Regions from separate parts of the Homo sapiens genome. Here region 1 is linked to region 2. A link is an interaction called in ENCODE POLR2A ChIA-PET data of the cell type or tissue named here. Cell type or tissue: PC-9. All regions are shown on one strand. Each heading gives the region's core, and the rest is flanking DNA. Links, peaks and the distances in the headings are about the cores only. Region 1 overlaps ABCA1 (ATP binding cassette subfamily A member 1). Region 2 overlaps SLC44A1 (solute carrier family 44 member 1).

Evidence for each region. ChIA-PET counts read pairs that join two places held together with the same protein. Peaks named below come from ENCODE experiments on the same cell type or tissue, not always from the same donor. Only the 100,000 strongest peaks of a DNase experiment are listed, where the experiment ranks them.
Region 1: POLR2A ChIA-PET joins it to region 2 with 15 read pairs; 2 of 35 experiments call an interaction of 5 or more read pairs at or near these places.

The regions. Positions count from the first base shown.
Region 1 is chr9:104,827,097-104,835,671 of GRCh38, reverse strand. It overlaps ABCA1 (ATP binding cassette subfamily A member 1), which reads left to right. Exons shown (of 50, transcript NM_005502.4): 12 at 2,901-3,098; 13 at 3,845-4,050; 14 at 4,571-4,747; 15 at 6,534-6,756; 16 at 8,503-8,575. Among named protein-coding and RNA genes, the nearest start is that of NIPSNAP3B, 67 kb to the right of the region's middle. In PC-9, for the core only: no CTCF peak of the experiment used is centred there; a DNase peak (open chromatin) is centred at 5,531; H3K27ac peaks cover 1,409 bases.
Region 2 is chr9:105,389,220-105,397,786 of GRCh38, reverse strand. It overlaps SLC44A1 (solute carrier family 44 member 1), which reads right to left. Exons shown (of 16, transcript NM_080546.5): 16 at 441-8,567. Among named protein-coding and RNA genes, the nearest start is that of FSD1L, 55 kb to the left of the region's middle. In PC-9, for the core only: no CTCF peak of the experiment used is centred there; no DNase peak of the experiment used is centred there.

The DNA of each region.
Region 1 (8,575 bases), core at 576-8,575, 560 kb after region 2:
GGAGGGACTTGTGTGTCAAGCTGAGGACCTTTACTTTAAGCTCTAGGGGACCAGGCAAGGGGAGATGTAGATACGTTACTCTGATGGGGTGGATGAATTGAAGAAGGATGAGGCAAGAATGAAGGCAGAGACCAGGGAGGAGGCTCTCCAAGTGGCCAAGGCATAAAGCAAGAAATGAGGCCTGGTGACTGCTTAGTGGCAGAGCAGTGAAAGAGAGGGAGGCATCAAAGTGAGTCTCGATTTCTAGCTGGGTGGGTGGTAGCGATGTCCAGTAGGCCAGTGGCTACTGAGGTCTGCAGTGGAGGAGGGTGGTTGGGCTGGAGACAGATGATGAGGGAGTCATCAGCCTGTGGGTGGAAGAAAAGGGAACCTCTTCCAACTGTTTTCTTTGCTTCTTCCCTCTCTTTCTCTTTTTTTTTTTTTTTGGACAGAGTCTTGCTCTGTCACCCAGGCTGAAATGCAGTGGCATGATCTTGGCTCACCACAGCCTCCGCCTCCTGGGTTCAAGCAATTCTCCTGTCTCAGCCTCCAGAGTAGCTGGGATTACAGGCACATATCACTGTGCCCGGCTAATTTTTGTATTTTCAGTGGAGATGGGATTTCACCATGTTGGTCGGGCTGGAATGAACTCCTGACCTCAAGTGATCCACCTGCCTCAGCCTCCCAAAGTGTTGGGATTACAGGCATGAGCCACCGCGCCCGGCCTTTCTTCCCTCTCTTAAAGAGTGTTTATTTAATTCCACAAACATGAGCTTGTCACCCCCTGTAGCCTGGCATCTCCTACACGAGGTGATGGCTGAGGCTTCTGCTTCTGCTGGGGTAGCTCTGATCTTTCTGCTTTCTCTGGCACTGTCTACCCATGTTGCCTCACCCCACAGGTCCCAGGGCACCTCTCTCGGGCAAGTCTTGGAACCCTCTGACACTGATTTGCTCTCTTTTCTGAGCTGCTTTTAGCCACCCATCCTCGGGACCTGTTTTCTCTCTGCCTCCACCCCTGCGGGCAGTCTTAGGTCTCCTGCCCCTCACGAGCACCCCAGAGAGGCCACGTGCTCAGTGATCTCAGTGGGCGCATCTTTCTAGTCTTGCTATTCTTTTTGGCCATGTTGTTCAGAAACCATACTGGGCAGGGCCGACTTCACCCTAAAGGCTGCGTCTCTTCACTCTGCTTTTGTTTGTTCCAAATAAAGTGGCTTCAGAATTGCTAACCCTAGCCTCTGTGAACTTGTGAGGTACAATTTTGTGTCTGTTATGTTAACAAAAATACATACATACCTTCCTGGTGATGGTATAAATTGCTATTCTCTATTGGAAAGCAATTTGGAATGAAAATTTAAAGAACCATTTTAAAATATGCTATCCTGCGTACCTCCATTCCACCCACCCCCAGGGATGTAGCCTACTGAAATAATTTTAAAGAAGTCACCATATGAGAGAAAATGTTATTGCTATATTGTTATTGTGAGAAATTGGAAATAGACTAAATGTTCAGCACTATAGGAATAATTAATGAAATTACATATACTCTATACAATCATTATGCTGCCATTGAAATAATAAATACAAAGGCGCAAGGGGGGAAAAGCTTATAATGTTAGTGAAACTAAGACTGATTTTTTTATAAAGCAGCAGTTTTCAGACCCTTGGAGACTCCAATTCGGTAGAACCAGAGCTTCATCTTCTCTGTCGAAGCTGTGACAGGAGTTGCAAATGCCTCTCCTTTTTGCTGAGTTTGCAGCTGCTGTTTTTCCGGCAGCACATCTGTGCAGGCCTCTGCCTCGGCCCCTCTGGATCTGCTGATTGAGCAGCGGATTGATCTGTCCTTCTCTTTCGTGTTGACCCATGTGAGGAACCAACTGGCAAGGGAACAAGAAATGGAAATAGGCCTCCTTTGCATCATGACCTGTACATCCTGCAATTGGAAAAGATTGTACTTTAGTTGGTTTAACCAGCAGCATTATTTTTCTAAACTAAGCAGTAAGAAGGAATTAGGTTTTATGTGGGATCAACAGACTGGGTCTCAAAAGAGGAAGGTGATAGAACACAGTGGGGAGGGGGAGGTGCACTAGAAACAGAGGGCCTATGCTTTCATTCTGGCTTTGCTACTTAATAGCTGTGTGACCCAATCTTAGAGACTTAACCTCTCTGAACTTCCATTTTCTCATGTATAAAATGGGAAATATTAAAGGATACTCACTGGGCTGGTGGCTTGTGCCTGTAATCCCAGCACTTGGGGAGGTTGAGGTGGGAGGATCACTTGAGCCCAGGTGTTCAAGACCAGCCCAGGCAACATGGCAAGACTCTGTCTCTATGAAAAAATTAAAAATTAGCCAGGTGTGGTGGTGTGCACCTGTAGTCTTAGCTACTTGGTAGGCTGAGATGGGAGGATCACTTGGGCTTGGGAGGTCAAGGCTGCGGTGAGCTGTGATTCCATCACTGCACTCCAGCCCGGGCGGCAGAGCGAGACACTGAATCCAAACGACAACAACAACAAAAGGCAAAAAAATAAAAGTGCCCTCTTTATGGAGTTGTGTAAGGTGAAGCATATACACTATTCAACATAGTAACTATATAAAGGAAGTATTGTTGTTGTTACTGTAGTTAATACCATTAAGTGAGATGTTTCGTATAGTGGAAAGCACATGGACTCTGAATTCAGACTGGTCTGACTTTGAGTCTCAGCTCCACATCTAGTAATACTATGACCAAGCCCTGGTTAAAATCATGTTTTTTTTTCTTCAGCCTCAGTCTTCTCACATATAAAATAGGGACACTGTCATTTACCTCAGTTTTCTGTGAGGATAAAACAACGACAGTGTATATGCAAGTATTTTGTAAATTTTGTAGTGCTCCTCAAGATTTAGTTGGTGTTTACTACTTGTACTTTCTCACTGGAATGGCAGATGCTGTTGGACAGCAGGGACAATGACCACTTTTGGGAACAGCAGTTGGATGGCTTAGATTGGACAGCCCAAGACATCGTGGCGTTTTTGGCCAAGCACCCAGAGGATGTCCAGTCCAGTAATGGTTCTGTGTACACCTGGAGAGAAGCTTTCAACGAGACTAACCAGGCAATCCGGACCATATCTCGCTTCATGGAGGTGAATCTGTTGCTGGGATCATTTAGAAAAGACTTAACGGCTTCTTTCTCTGAGACGTTACAATAAGGTTCAGGCAGGAGGCAAGTTTAGAAATAATGTATAGTCTCATTTACAAAACTATCCCTCAAGCCTAACACAGGATTTGATAACAAAAGGCACTTAATAAATGTTAGTTGAGTGGTTGAATGAGTAAATAAACTCTAGCTTTAGTAAATTAACTCTAGCTTATTCTATATAGGCTCAAGAGAATATTTCTACCCATTTTCTTCTAGGTTTTCCTATCTCAGTGACTAATGGTAGCAAAGCATTCCCTTAAAAAGGCATTATTTGTGAAACTTATCTAAAATCGAATTCGGGTCCAATTAAATTTTTGAAATTTTATATTAAAAATTATATTAGTAGGGATGGGTAAGAGGTGTTTTGGTCTGGTTGGTTGGTTAGTTGCTATGACTCAGAATTGCTAAGAAAACAGAAAAGTAAGATAAGATCATTGTTTTAACCTCTTTTCCTCCACAAAATCAATAAATAACATATCCCTAAATTACTCTTAGAATTTCTCTTAAATTGCAGTGAAAAACCAAAATCCTTCATTCTTGGTTGAAGGTTGGAAAACTACGTTAGAGAGGATTAGAGAGAGAGGATGAGCAATCGTGTAGTCAGCCCTTGCCTCCTAGTGTAGGATTTGTCTCAGCCACTGCTTGTTGTCCTGGCTGCCAACGTTCTCATGAAGGCTGTTCTTCTATCAGTGTGTCAACCTGAACAAGCTAGAACCCATAGCAACAGAAGTCTGGCTCATCAACAAGTCCATGGAGCTGCTGGATGAGAGGAAGTTCTGGGCTGGTATTGTGTTCACTGGAATTACTCCAGGCAGCATTGAGCTGCCCCATCATGTCAAGTACAAGATCCGAATGGACATTGACAATGTGGAGAGGACAAATAAAATCAAGGATGGGTAAGTGGAATCCCATCACACCAGCCTGGTCTTGGGGAGGTCCAGAGCACCTATTATATTAGGACAAGAGGTACTTTATTTTAACTAAAAATTTGGTAGAAATTTCAACAACAACAAAAAAACTCAACTTGGTGTCATGATTTTGGTGAAATTGGTACATGACTTGCTGGAAGGTTTTTCATAGGTCATAAAATAACAGTATCTTTTGATTTAGCATTTCTACTCAAGGGAATTAATTCCAGGAATTTTGGTGGCAGGCACCTGTAATCCCAGCTACTCGGGAGGCTGAGGCAGGAGAATTGCTTGAACCCAGGAGGCAGAGGTTGCAGTGAGCTAAGATCGCATCATTGCACTCCCGCCTGGGCAATAAGAGTGAAACTCCATCTCAAAAAAAAAAAAAGATACAAAAATAGAAAAAGGGGCTTGGTAAGGGTAGTAGGGTTTTGGGCAATTTTTTTTTTTTTTTTTTTTTATTGTATGGTTCTAAAGGAATGGTTGATTACCTGTGGTTTGGTTTTAGGTACTGGGACCCTGGTCCTCGAGCTGACCCCTTTGAGGACATGCGGTACGTCTGGGGGGGCTTCGCCTACTTGCAGGATGTGGTGGAGCAGGCAATCATCAGGGTGCTGACGGGCACCGAGAAGAAAACTGGTGTCTATATGCAACAGATGCCCTATCCCTGTTACGTTGATGACATGTAAGTTACCTGCAAGCCACTGTTTTTAACCAGTTTATACTGTGCCAGATGGGGGTGTATATATGTGTGTGCATGTGCATGCATGTGTGAATGATCTGGAAATAAGATGCCAGATGTAAGTTGTCAACAGTTGCAGCCACATGACAGACATAGATATATGTGCACACACTAGTAAACCTCTTTCCTTCTCATCCATGGTTGCCACTTTTATCTTTTTATTTTTATTTTTTTTTTTGAGATGGAGTCTCGCTCTGACGCCCAGGCTGGAGTGCAGTGGCTCGATCTCGGCTCACTGCAACCTTTGCCTCCCGGGTTCAAGCTATTCTCCTGCCTCAGCCTCCACAGTAGCTGGGACTACAGGCTCATGCTGCCACGCCCGGCTGACTTTTTGTATTTTAGTAGAGACGAGGTTTCACCATGTTACCCAGGCTAGACTTCAACTCCTGAGCTCAGGCAATCCACCCTCCTTGGCCTCCCAAAGTGCTGGGATTACAGGTGTGAGCCACTGCACCCAGCCCACCACTTTAATTTTTTACACTCTACCCTTTTGGTCAAAATTTGCTCAATCTGCAAGCTTAAAATGTGTCATGACAAACACATGCAAGCACATACTCACACATAGATGCAGAAACAGCGTCTAAACTTATAAAAGCACAGTTTATGTAAATGTGTGCACTTCTTCTCCCTAGGTGGTAAACCACATTTCAAAACAACCCAAATAAAACTGAACAAAGCTTCTTCCTCTTAGACTTTTTAGAAAATCTTTCAGTGCTGAGTCACTAAGCTGCCAAGTTCTCATTGTGGGAACTATGCCTTTGGATGTAATGATTTCTTCTAAGACAATGGGCGGAGGTGTAGTTATTGCAGACATCTGAAATATGTAATGTTTCTTCCAGATTCTGGAAATTCTCTTATTCTCTGTGGTTGGTGGTGGTGGTGGGATGTGTGTGTGTGTGTGTGTGTGTGTGTGTGTGTGTGTGTAGGGATCAGGATGCGGGAGGAGCTGGGTTCTGCTTGTATTGGTTCTCTGTTTTGCATTGAATAGTGTGTTTCCTTGTATGGCTATCTATAGCTTTTCAAGGTCACCAGAAATTATCCTGTTTTTCACCTTCTAAACAATTAGCTGGAATTTTTCAAAGGAAGACTTTTACAAAGACCCCTAAGCTAAGGTTTACTCTAGAAAGGATGTCTTAAGACAGGGCACAGGAGTTCAGAGGCATTAAGAGCTGGTGCCTGTTGTCATGTAGTGAGTATGTGCCTACATGGTAAAGCTTTGACGTGAACCTCAAGTTCAGGGTCCAAAATCTGTGTGCCTTTTTACTTTGCACATCTGCATTTTCTATTCTAGCTTGGAATCTGAAACATTGACAAGAGCTGCCTGAAATGTATGTCTGTGGTGTGATTAGAGTTACGATAAGCAAGTCAATAGTGAGATGACCTTGGAGATGTTGAACTTTTGTGAGAGAATGAGTTGTTTTTTTGTTTTGGTTTTTAGTACTTTAACATAATCTACCTTTAGTTTAAGTATCGCTCACAGTTACCTAGTTACTGAAGCAAGCCCCCAAAGAAATTTGGTTTGGCAACACTTTGTTAGCCTCGTTTTTCTCTCTACATTGCATTGCTCGTGAAGCATTGGATCATACGTACATTTCAGAGTCTAGAGGGCCTGTCCTTCTGTGGCCCAGATGTGGTGCTCCCTCTAGCATGCAGGCTCAGAGGCCTTGGCCCATCACCCTGGCTCACGTGTGTCTTTCTTTCTCCCCTTGTCCTTCCTTGGGGCCTCCAGCTTTCTGCGGGTGATGAGCCGGTCAATGCCCCTCTTCATGACGCTGGCCTGGATTTACTCAGTGGCTGTGATCATCAAGGGCATCGTGTATGAGAAGGAGGCACGGCTGAAAGAGACCATGCGGATCATGGGCCTGGACAACAGCATCCTCTGGTTTAGCTGGTTCATTAGTAGCCTCATTCCTCTTCTTGTGAGCGCTGGCCTGCTAGTGGTCATCCTGAAGGTAAGGCAGCCTCACTCGCTCTTCCCTGCCAGGAAACTCCGAAATAGCTCAACACGGGCTAAGGGAGGAGAAGAAGAAAAAAAATCCAAGCCTCTGGTAGAGAAGGGGTCATACCTGTCATTTCCTGCAATTTCATCCATTTATAGTTGGGGAAAGTGAGGCCCAGAGAGGGGCAGTGACTTGCCCAAGGTCAACCCAGCCGGGTAGCAGCTAAGTAGGATGAGAGTGCAGGGTTCATGCTTTCCAGATAACCACATGCTCAACTGTGCCATGCTGTCTCATTGGTAGTGGTTCATGGCAGCATCTGAAAGCTATTTATTTTCTTAGATATATTGGGTGGCGATTCTTCCTAAGTTTCTAAGAACAATAATCAGAAGGATATATATTGTTGCAGGTTAGACTGTCTGGAAGCAGAGGCTGAAATAGAGTTTGATGTATGGGTATTTATGAGGGCTCAATACCTATGGAAGAGATATGGAAGATGCAGGATTGGGCAGAGGGAGGAGTTGAACTGTGATATAGGGCCAACCCCGTGGGGCACTCTAGAGAATATGCAGCTTGTTGGAGTTGTTCTTCATCGAGCTGAAACATCCAGCCCTTTGTGCTCCCCCAAGGCCTCCCTCCTGACACCACCTACCTCAGCCCTCTCAATCAATCACTGGATGTGGGCTGCCCTGGGAAGGTCGTGCCCCAGGGCCTACATGGCTCTCTGCTGCTGTGACAAACCCAGAGTTGCTGATGCCTGAGGCCGTCTACTGACAGCTGGGCAACAAGGCTTCCCTGAATGGGGACTCTGGGCAGTGCAGTTTTGTGTCTGAACCATACATTAATATATTTATATCCGAATTTTCTTTCTCTGCAAGCATTTCATATAAAGACACATCAGGTAAAAATAAATGTTTTTGAAGCAAAAGGAGTACAAAGAGATAAGAACTAACTAATTTAATACTAGTTACCATCTGTTACAAATAGTTCCTACTGATTGCCAAGGACTGTTTAAACACATCACATGGGCTTCTTCTTCTATCCTCACTAACCCTTTTAACAGACAAGGAAATGAGGCTCAGGAAGGTCAAGGACTTTATTGAGGTTCCACAGTAGGATACAGTTCTTGCTAAAAGCAACCCCTCCCTCATGCTCTGTTATCTAACTGCAAGGGGAAGGTCAGTGGCAGAGGTAGTGGTCCCATGGTTGGTGCATAAGAGCTGCTCTGAGACAACTGCATGCTGGTGGGTCCTGCAGACATGTACCCATCAGCCGGAGATAGGCTCAAAATATCCACAAGAGTTTGGATGATTGTGGGAATGCAGAATCCATGGTGATCAAGAGGGAAAGTCAAGTTGCCTGGCCATTTTCCTTGGCTTTTAGACAGAAAAGTTACGTGGGATATTATCTCCCACAGCTCTTCTGTGGTGCCACCAGTCATAGTCCTTATATAAGGAGAAACCAGTTGAAATTACCTATTGAAGAAACAAAGAGCAAACTCGCCCACTGAAATGCGTAGAAAGCCCTGGACTCTGTTGTATTCATAACTCTGCCATTATTTTTCTGCGTAGTTTTGGGTAAGTCACTTATCTTCTTTAGGATGGTAATGATCAGTTGCCTCATCAGAAAGATGAACAGCATTACGCCTCTGCATTGTCTCTAACATGAGTAGGAATAAACCCTGTCTTTTTTCTGTAGATCATACAAGTGAGTGCTTGGGATTGTTGAGGCAGCACATTTGATGTGTCTCTTCCTTCCCAGTTAGGAAACCTGCTGCCCTACAGTGATCCCAGCGTGGTGTTTGTCTTCCTGTCCGTGTTTGCTGTGGTGACAA
Region 2 (8,567 bases), core at 568-8,567:
TTTTTTAGTAGAGACGGGGTTTCACCGTGTTAGCCAGGATGGTCTCGATCTCCTCATCTTGTGATCTGTCCGCCTCGGCCTCCCAAAGTGCTGGGATTACAGGCGTGAGCCACCACGCCCGGCCCAGTGGAGGCTTTTCTACTCTGCCTGATGATTGAGTTCAGTTGCAATCTTAGCATTCACGCGGCAACTCAGACTCCAGCTATGAAGCCTGGCCTGGCAGTGGATGAACTTTGTACTTCAGAAATTGGTTTAGGTACATTTATAGTTGCTATTCCGAAGCCCCCAGAACATGCTGCGAGAGACAGAAAGGAACAGCTGGGAAATTCTGGGGCACCCTTGCAGCATACTGACCTAATTTGAAACGAAGATGTTGCCCATGATTTTATCAGTCACCACCCTGGGCATGGGGAAGTGTTACAACACAGTAGACAATAACATTCTTTCCTATAAAATTTTATTTATTACATAAAAAATTCTATACATTTGTTAGACTAAAATACAGTTTTCATTATAATTCTGGCAACTGAGTCAGTACACAGAGAAAACTTAGCATTAGATCAGCACTTTTCTTTCTAGTTCGTATTTCTGCACAAGAAAAACATTTCAAAGCTCCGTTTCATATAGGCTGATTGTTCTCTGAAGCCAGATGGAATTCCATCCAATTCAGAGCTCTTGGAAGTTAATTTCCCAGCAAGATTTGATAACTCCAACTCCAGAAAGTTAATTGCTTAATATACATATTTTTAAAGTCCTCTGAGAGCATAATGCTCCATCTGCAAAGTCTGCACTGTGTCAATAATGACCGTCACAAATACTAGGGCTACAACTGTGTCTGTGGGGCATGTTCAAGCACCTACATGTTTGTTCCCCCACATGAATACAGTGTAGTGACACTGTAATAAGAAAAAAATCCAAAATAATGGTAAGGTAAATGATTCCAAACTATGAATTCATGGAAGGCTTAACTGTGATCCTCCAGTTTATAATGGACAAAGACAAGACAAGATACAAAAATTCATTTTGGCACTATGAAATAGGATGCAAATGGCAAAAAAAAAAAAAGACAAAAAGGCATCAGATTGAGAAATATGTGGCACCAAAACATACTTCTCATGCCACATTACACAGCTGCGAGAAATCAAGACACACCGATGTGTGTTTTCTGCTCATATCACCCCATATGCTGGGCTGGGCTTGACACTGGATGTGAAGACTCAGTGCCTGAGAGATCAATAGCAGGTCCCTACTGTATTGACTGATCTTTAAATTTGGCCGCCTTATTATTCTAGGAGCTCTATTCTAAACTCAAGGAGTTCAGAAAGGCTGTGCCAGCCAGTAAGTAAAGTTGGACCTTTGGTCTTCAGAAGATAGGGTTTTGTCTTTGGTTGTTTTTTGAAGCCCCTGTCATTTTGCTTGATGCCCTTCACACTTTTCTCCCTGCCTTTTTGTTAAAGTTTTTTTCTCCTGTAATAAAATCAGTTAATAACCACTGAACTAACTTCTTTAGATTAAAGCTCTATTAGAAGTGCATTCAGTGGTCCAGAATATTCTGAGAAAGTATAACAACTTCTTTCATTATGGAGCTCTCAGTATCTTTTTATAGGGAAGAAGTCAGAAAACTCCAACAACACAACACAATCTAGTAGCATTAAGGCAACACAGCAGAAGAAAAGTTAACTGTCCCCATGTGATCATCTCTGAAAATCAAAATAGGCAAAAACAATAGGGGCCAAAAACCAAGTTCTGAGCACAGACTACAGGAACCTAGAGGATGGGGGAAAATCTACTTAATAGTCCCTGTTTCAAATCACCAGCCCCCAAAGCTATCCTATTATTGTCACATTCCTGTGGGGTATCTAATACAATTTACAAAAAAAAAAAAAAAGTCACCACCGGATTATCAACATGGTAAATGAAGAAGGAGCTCACATTTTCTAGTGGCAACTAGAATGATCCATGGAACCCATTCTATCTGCCCAATTATTCCCAAGTCTTCTTTTCAATGTCTACTTTTTTTTTACTCATATGATTTAACACATGCTCCTGAAACGACAGTTCAAATTATAATCCTAGCTGACAGGATGGGTGGATCAGATTCATACACGAAGGTCAGAATATTCCCTTTAAGTCTTACACTTCTGTGACAAAAGGGCATATCACATTTAGATACTTAGACTGGACTTACGCCCTTTTCTATCCAACATGGGAATTTCCACCAGTGGTCTCTGCATTTACTACTGTGGAAGGTTCATTAAAACTCTTCTAGGCCGGGCGCGGTGGCTCATGCCTGTAATCCCAGCACTTTGGGAGGCTGAGGCGGGTGGATCACCTGAGGTCAGGAGTTCGAGATTGGCCTGGCCAACGTGGTGAAACCCCGTCTCTACTAAAAATACAAAAATTAGCTGGGTGTGGTGGCACATGCCTGTGGTCCCAGCTACTCAGGAGGCTGATGCAGGAGAATCACTTGAACCTGGGAGGTGGAGGTTGCAGTGAGCTAAGATTGAGCCACTGCACTCTAAGCTGGCGATAGAGCGAGACTCCGTCTCAAAAAAACACCAAAAACAAACAAAAAAAACCCCCAAACTTTTCTAGGAGTGTGGGGTGGGGTAGGGGGCTGACTTTTCTCCTTTCTTCACCAGCCAGTTATATTTCCACTTTCTTCAGCCTGAAAAAGTAGGAAATGGTTTGATGCCTGACTATAAGTCATGAGCCACTGGGATCAAATTTCACAAGAACTTCAAACCCCTTGATGAGTTTCTGCCTGCTTTTTCAAGGGCCCAGGGAGCCTTCCATGTAGATGCAGCACCCTTACCTAATAGTAAGGTGCAGATGTGAAGAAATCCACATGCTTCCCTAAAGAAGATAGAGTAGGTAAGGGACTGGGGGTGGAGTTCTATTGGCAGAGGAATCTGAAGCTGCTCTAGTGGGTGACTGGAAAACACTAAAACAGAACACACCTCCGTGATTTATGCAGGAAGAAAAAACATCTTTTGCATTTCTACCTTCAGCATCTGCTCCTCCAACTTTCTACCAAATTTATTTTTTGCCAACTATGGACTACCCTTGAGTTTGCTAATTTATCATCATCTTCAACTGTTGTTGGAACTGGACATGTTGACAAATATATTTTAAGACAGTAGTATACTGATAACACTAAGCCACATAATGTCATAATGTCATAGCTGAGCTACAATAAAAAGAATCAAGTGTTTTGGTAGATGGATTAATTACAAGGATTCCCTATTTATTTCTTCTTGGATATTTTTTTTTTTTTGGCTCACTGCAAATAATCTGGTACCTTGCCCCCAAATAACCGCCAGGACACACACACACACACACAAACACACACACACACACACACACATACACACCCTCATACCTCCAAGGAAAGAAAATCTTACTGTCATGAAGATTCAGTGTTGATCATCTTGTTATTCCTTCAGATTAGTGTGGTTTCTATTCCCTAACCTGCTACTAAATTACATAAAGTCTTTAAGTTATAAAAATGATTCCAGGTCAGAAGGTGGTAAGCATCATCTCAAAAGTATCTCTAGTGGAGGCCTAATCACTTCCTCATTTCAAAACACATTATCAGAACAACTTTAGAGCAGCCTTTTGACTTGGGTTCATTAGCCCCTGAGGGGGTACAGGGGTGGAAGCTGGCCGTCTGAGGGCCCTGAAATTCTATGAGCATTTTGAGTGTTCACAGACATGTGATGTGCATTTGAAGGAAAGATAGTCCATAGCTTTCTTAAGCTCAAAGAGACCCATTGTCTCTTCAAAATAACTTGTTTTTGAATATCAAATATTAAATTCAGGTCTTAGCAAATAAAAGTGAGAAATTTCTGAGACATTTGTAAATTACAATGTTTCCATGTTCAACTAGATCTTCACTAGACCATTAATAAAAGCTTTATTATTCTGAGCTCCGTGTCCTGGAGAAAATCATTTAAGTTGTAAAACTGAGCATCAAAACTGAAGAATAGCCTAATAGGTCTCGAACAATCTCACATGTTTTTCACAAATTTACTAACGAATTTCCTTAGAACACATTCTGTCCATATAATTTACAAAGTGGCAATTGTTCATGCAATATTGAAACTGAATCATCATTTGTCTTTACATGTACAAAATCAAGATGGGAAGAAAGGGCACTACAGTATTTCTATAGAAAAGAAAGGTTTTCCACAGAAATCAGTAAGTTTAAAAACTGCATTAAAGTTTTCTATAAGAAAGATATTTTCAAAGATTTAAATCTTGGATTAAAATTATCCTTTTAAAATTAAAACATGGAGTATAAGAATTTGGCTCAAATGTATGAAATCTGAATGGAAAAAGTGTGCTATTCTAAATTCATAACTGTACACGACGTGTAATTTTTGTTTTGTTTTTTAAGTTTGCTAGCTTTAGATTTTCTCTTGGCATATTCAAGGGTCTTGCTTTTTAAAAATTTGGACTATGTGCCACTAAGTTAACAAAGATGAGTTAATTCCAAGAAGCTACTGTGTATGAATAGTGCCTACTTTTCAAAAGGGCTAACATGCATTCTTAGCACACAAAGATACATGAATATGCATTTAAAGCAAAAGGCAGCCTACGCTGTGAATACAGAATACACAAATATCTGCGTTACGCTTTTACTTATGAACCCACATTTTTTCAATATACATTCACAGACCACTTCTTACCAGTTCTAGGCAAGCCATTATAGTGCACTCGTATGTGTCAGATGGAATGTATGAAAAGAATACAGAAATTAACTGTGGCAGGTGCACTGATAAGCCTCCAGACTCTGAGAGTTTTATTTGTTGTTGTTGTTTTTTTTTTAAAGTAGCAGTAGAAAAGCAGTAAAGAACTTACTTATTGAAAAGCGAAAGCTTAAAGACCTTTCTGGAGGAAACTTCTCAGAGGCCATGTTAAGGCTATTGGAAAGTCCAATTTAAATGACAAGGTTACTGACCAAAAATCAAATAAAATATTCAAGTCACCATTACTGGCAGTTCTGGTTTTGGAACTGATCCCAGAATTCTACCTTGCAGGCTAGGAGATCTCTTAAAATGGCTGTTAGTAGCTAGTAATAGTGCATGGTGGAAATAGTTGAAGCCTCAGGGGCAGTGATGTGGCCTCACACATATGTGGTGCCTGCAGTTCCTGTAGCTGTTTTGAAGAGGGAGGGAGAGGTATTAACTCTGCTCTAAAGCAGTTTGGGTCCAGAATAAAGGGGTCAGTGCCTCATACCCCCTACTAGGGTGAAATCCTAAAACTGCCCAGGGAAGGCAAGGAAGCCCTTGGCAGATACCAAGATCAGTGGTATTGGAAATAACTTACAATCAGCAGCCTAATGCCCTCACGGAAAAAAAAAAAAAAAAAAAAAAAAAAAGAGAGAGAGAGAGAGAGCATCTCTACAAAAGAAAAACATTTCTAGCATAACTTTAAAATAAACTCAGTAAGTGCCTCCTCCTTAACCATTATAGAAAAAGTTTGGGTACCAACATACAGTTAAGCTACTTAAGTTGTAGTGACTTAGGACTTAATTATCTTATAGGATAAAATAAAAACTTTAATCCTAAACATTAGCCATTGCATTAAATGCTTTAAAGGAACAACTGGCTTTGAGCTCTGCTCATCCATGCAAGGATTATACAATCTCAGTGCTCTAGCTAAATTGCTAATGTTTTATTACTAATGCACTGGTAAGCCTCTCATAGAAGATGGGTCTCTTGGATTTACACTGAAATATAACTTTTCTCTTCCATATTATGGAAGACCTTATTCTTCAGGCAGGAGCTTAGAAAGTCTAAATTATGCACCAGAGCCTTAATTATCTGATGGCAAAAACCACGATACTCTGGTCACTACTACAATTGACAATAGAGGACCCCAATTAAAACTCTAGAAATATGAGTCCTGAATACAGTTTTGAAGATTCACCACAGAAGAAGACAAAAACCACCACATAGAATCAATGATTTATGAAATTATTCGGGTATCCACATTTCACAGAGAAATTTCTGTTCTTCATCTATTCTTCTCACTTGGGCAGAAGATGGAAGCAGTGAGCGAATAGCAATAAGGCAGCCCATAGCTAGCTGAAGAATGACTTGAAATGAATGAAAAGAGGCAGCAGGAATATCCAAACATAACCTCAACACATTTAAATATTGCTTAAAATCCTCTGTGAGGCTTTATCAAATTAATCAAGGAATAAAGCTCATGAAAGAGTGATATTCCACATATTAAATATCTCTCTGTGTGTGCCTGTGTAATGCATATCTGCATATTTCTACACGGCACATGAATTTACTTAAGGAAAACAGCCTGGCAATTAATTTGCAACTCAAATGACATGGTTACACATAGATTATAATTTCTAAACACAATGTTAGTAAAACAAAATTTATTTGTAAAACAGGACCTGTTATATAAAATGGCACACAATCAAGTTATACAAAAATACAAAATTTCTTTCTGATTACAGTTCTAGTTGCAAATGATAATTAGAAAGCATTCCTGGTAGCTTCCAAATAGCTGAGATTGCGAGCATATGGAACAGGGAGCAGCAACAGTCCATGATGCAGGGATGTCCAAGTGAGTAGAACCTAATTTCCAAGTTCAGGACTTCCATCAGGTCACTTTGGAGGGACACCTCTTAAAATTGCTAGCTCCTGGAATGTCTTCTGTTTTGATACCCATCTTCTAGACTTTTGCCAATTCTAAATTTAGTTCCCAATGTTTGTGAAAGTCCAAAATCTGTGCGGCTATGAAACAGATGGTATTCTGAATTTTCTCACATGATTTGCTCTCTCATCTATTTGGACAATTGTTAGTTATATAATTATATTCATTTCAAATGAATAAAAGAGAACAGCGATACTGTTTGGTGATACTAGATATTAGATGTTAACTTCTGGAGAATTATTCTTTCAAAATAGCTACTCTCGCAATGTTGGTTTCCCAGATCTTGCTAAGACATGAGCTCTTAATTGTGTGTATGCATGTGTTTTTTAAAATCCAGACTCTTATTGCAAATATTCTGAAAAATCAGAAATATTACATGAACTTTTAAAAGAAACCAAGGCATTTAGCAAATTTTAGCCTAGCTAGAGTAAAGAACACCAATACTTAAAAAAAAATACAATTTACCTTTTGCAGCAATTTAAAGGTCCAACCCTTTGAAAGGAAGCACATTAGCAAACGGCTGCTTATTAAGCCCTAGTGACATTACTTGTATGCATTTCCATAATACCGATCTAATTCACTGTCTAGTTCTGGTAGGAGGCAATGCTTTCTTTCAAAAGATTCTCCTTCCATGGAATGATAAAATGCTGAGGCTTTTTTTTTTTTTTTTTTTTTGTACAGAGCCTGTATTTAGTGCAATAAGTTTAAAAAATTTGCTCTGAAATATTTACTTTACATTAACAAAAATAGCTTTTTTTAAAAAAATTGTAACAAAAAGGAGTTATCGCATAAACAGATCATGAATTATTCTTAGCAAATTACACTTTTTTTTCTTAAAGCATTCACCATTACAACAAGCAGAACAATGGAGTATTAGCCATTCATATCTGGTAAGCTTCAGGAATAAAAAAGCAAAAAACCCCAAACCCACCCCCAAACAAAAACAACAGTCACACTGGAGGATCAAAACATTAGCCAATTCTTCAGTTAAACATCGTAGAACTCTGGATACTCAATGAATTGCCAAGGAGAGGAGCACCTGCCAGTGTGTTTTCAGATTGTATAGCAAGCATTTGAATAAAATGGCCGTTTAACCCTAAGCCACTGACGTTACTCTGAAGCCGAAGCCCAAGCACCGGAATTTTCAATGCTTTATGTTCCATGTTTCTGTCCCTTCTTTATTCCTCCCAGCATTACTTAATCTGCAAATCAATACACAGAAACTTAAAGGCTAAACTCGCTGGGTGCCCCAGCTTCCTTTCAAATCAGGCACACAAATGTGTGGAGGATGCTACTAAAGTCAAAAAGGAAAGAAAGACAAAATATAAGGGAAAAGTTTGCATACGAAAGATTATCTACCCTTTTCTTTTTTTACCTACTTTCTTTTAAAGAAGCGTTAGGGTAAACTACAAATACCTGAGGAGTTGGTTACCTTTTAATGTTGGCTGACAAATGTATGAACTATTATGAAAATTCCCATATTGGGCCCAATTGTATGTTTCTAAAAGTAAAATGACATGGCTTCTTTGATTGGGGAAAACTGATTGGAGTAATTCCTTATTTATCTGAAAGCATATGCCTAGTCTTGACCCACTAGGACTTATGCATCAGTAAAATAAGATCTTGATTTTATACAGACATCAGGGAAATTACCCCTGAATAAACTTTAGACATAATTAGGTACAATAATTTTACCTATTTTTAAATAAAGTTAAAATCTCCTCTAAGTTATTAAAAATGTTAATCAGATATGAATTTTAACATTTCCATTAAGACAATTACAGTTGAAAACATTAAATGACGGAAGTTGCCTTGTAAAAGCCACCCGTATGAAAGGAGTACATGTTTGACAAAAATAAGCATAAAAAAGGTATTAAATCCCTGTT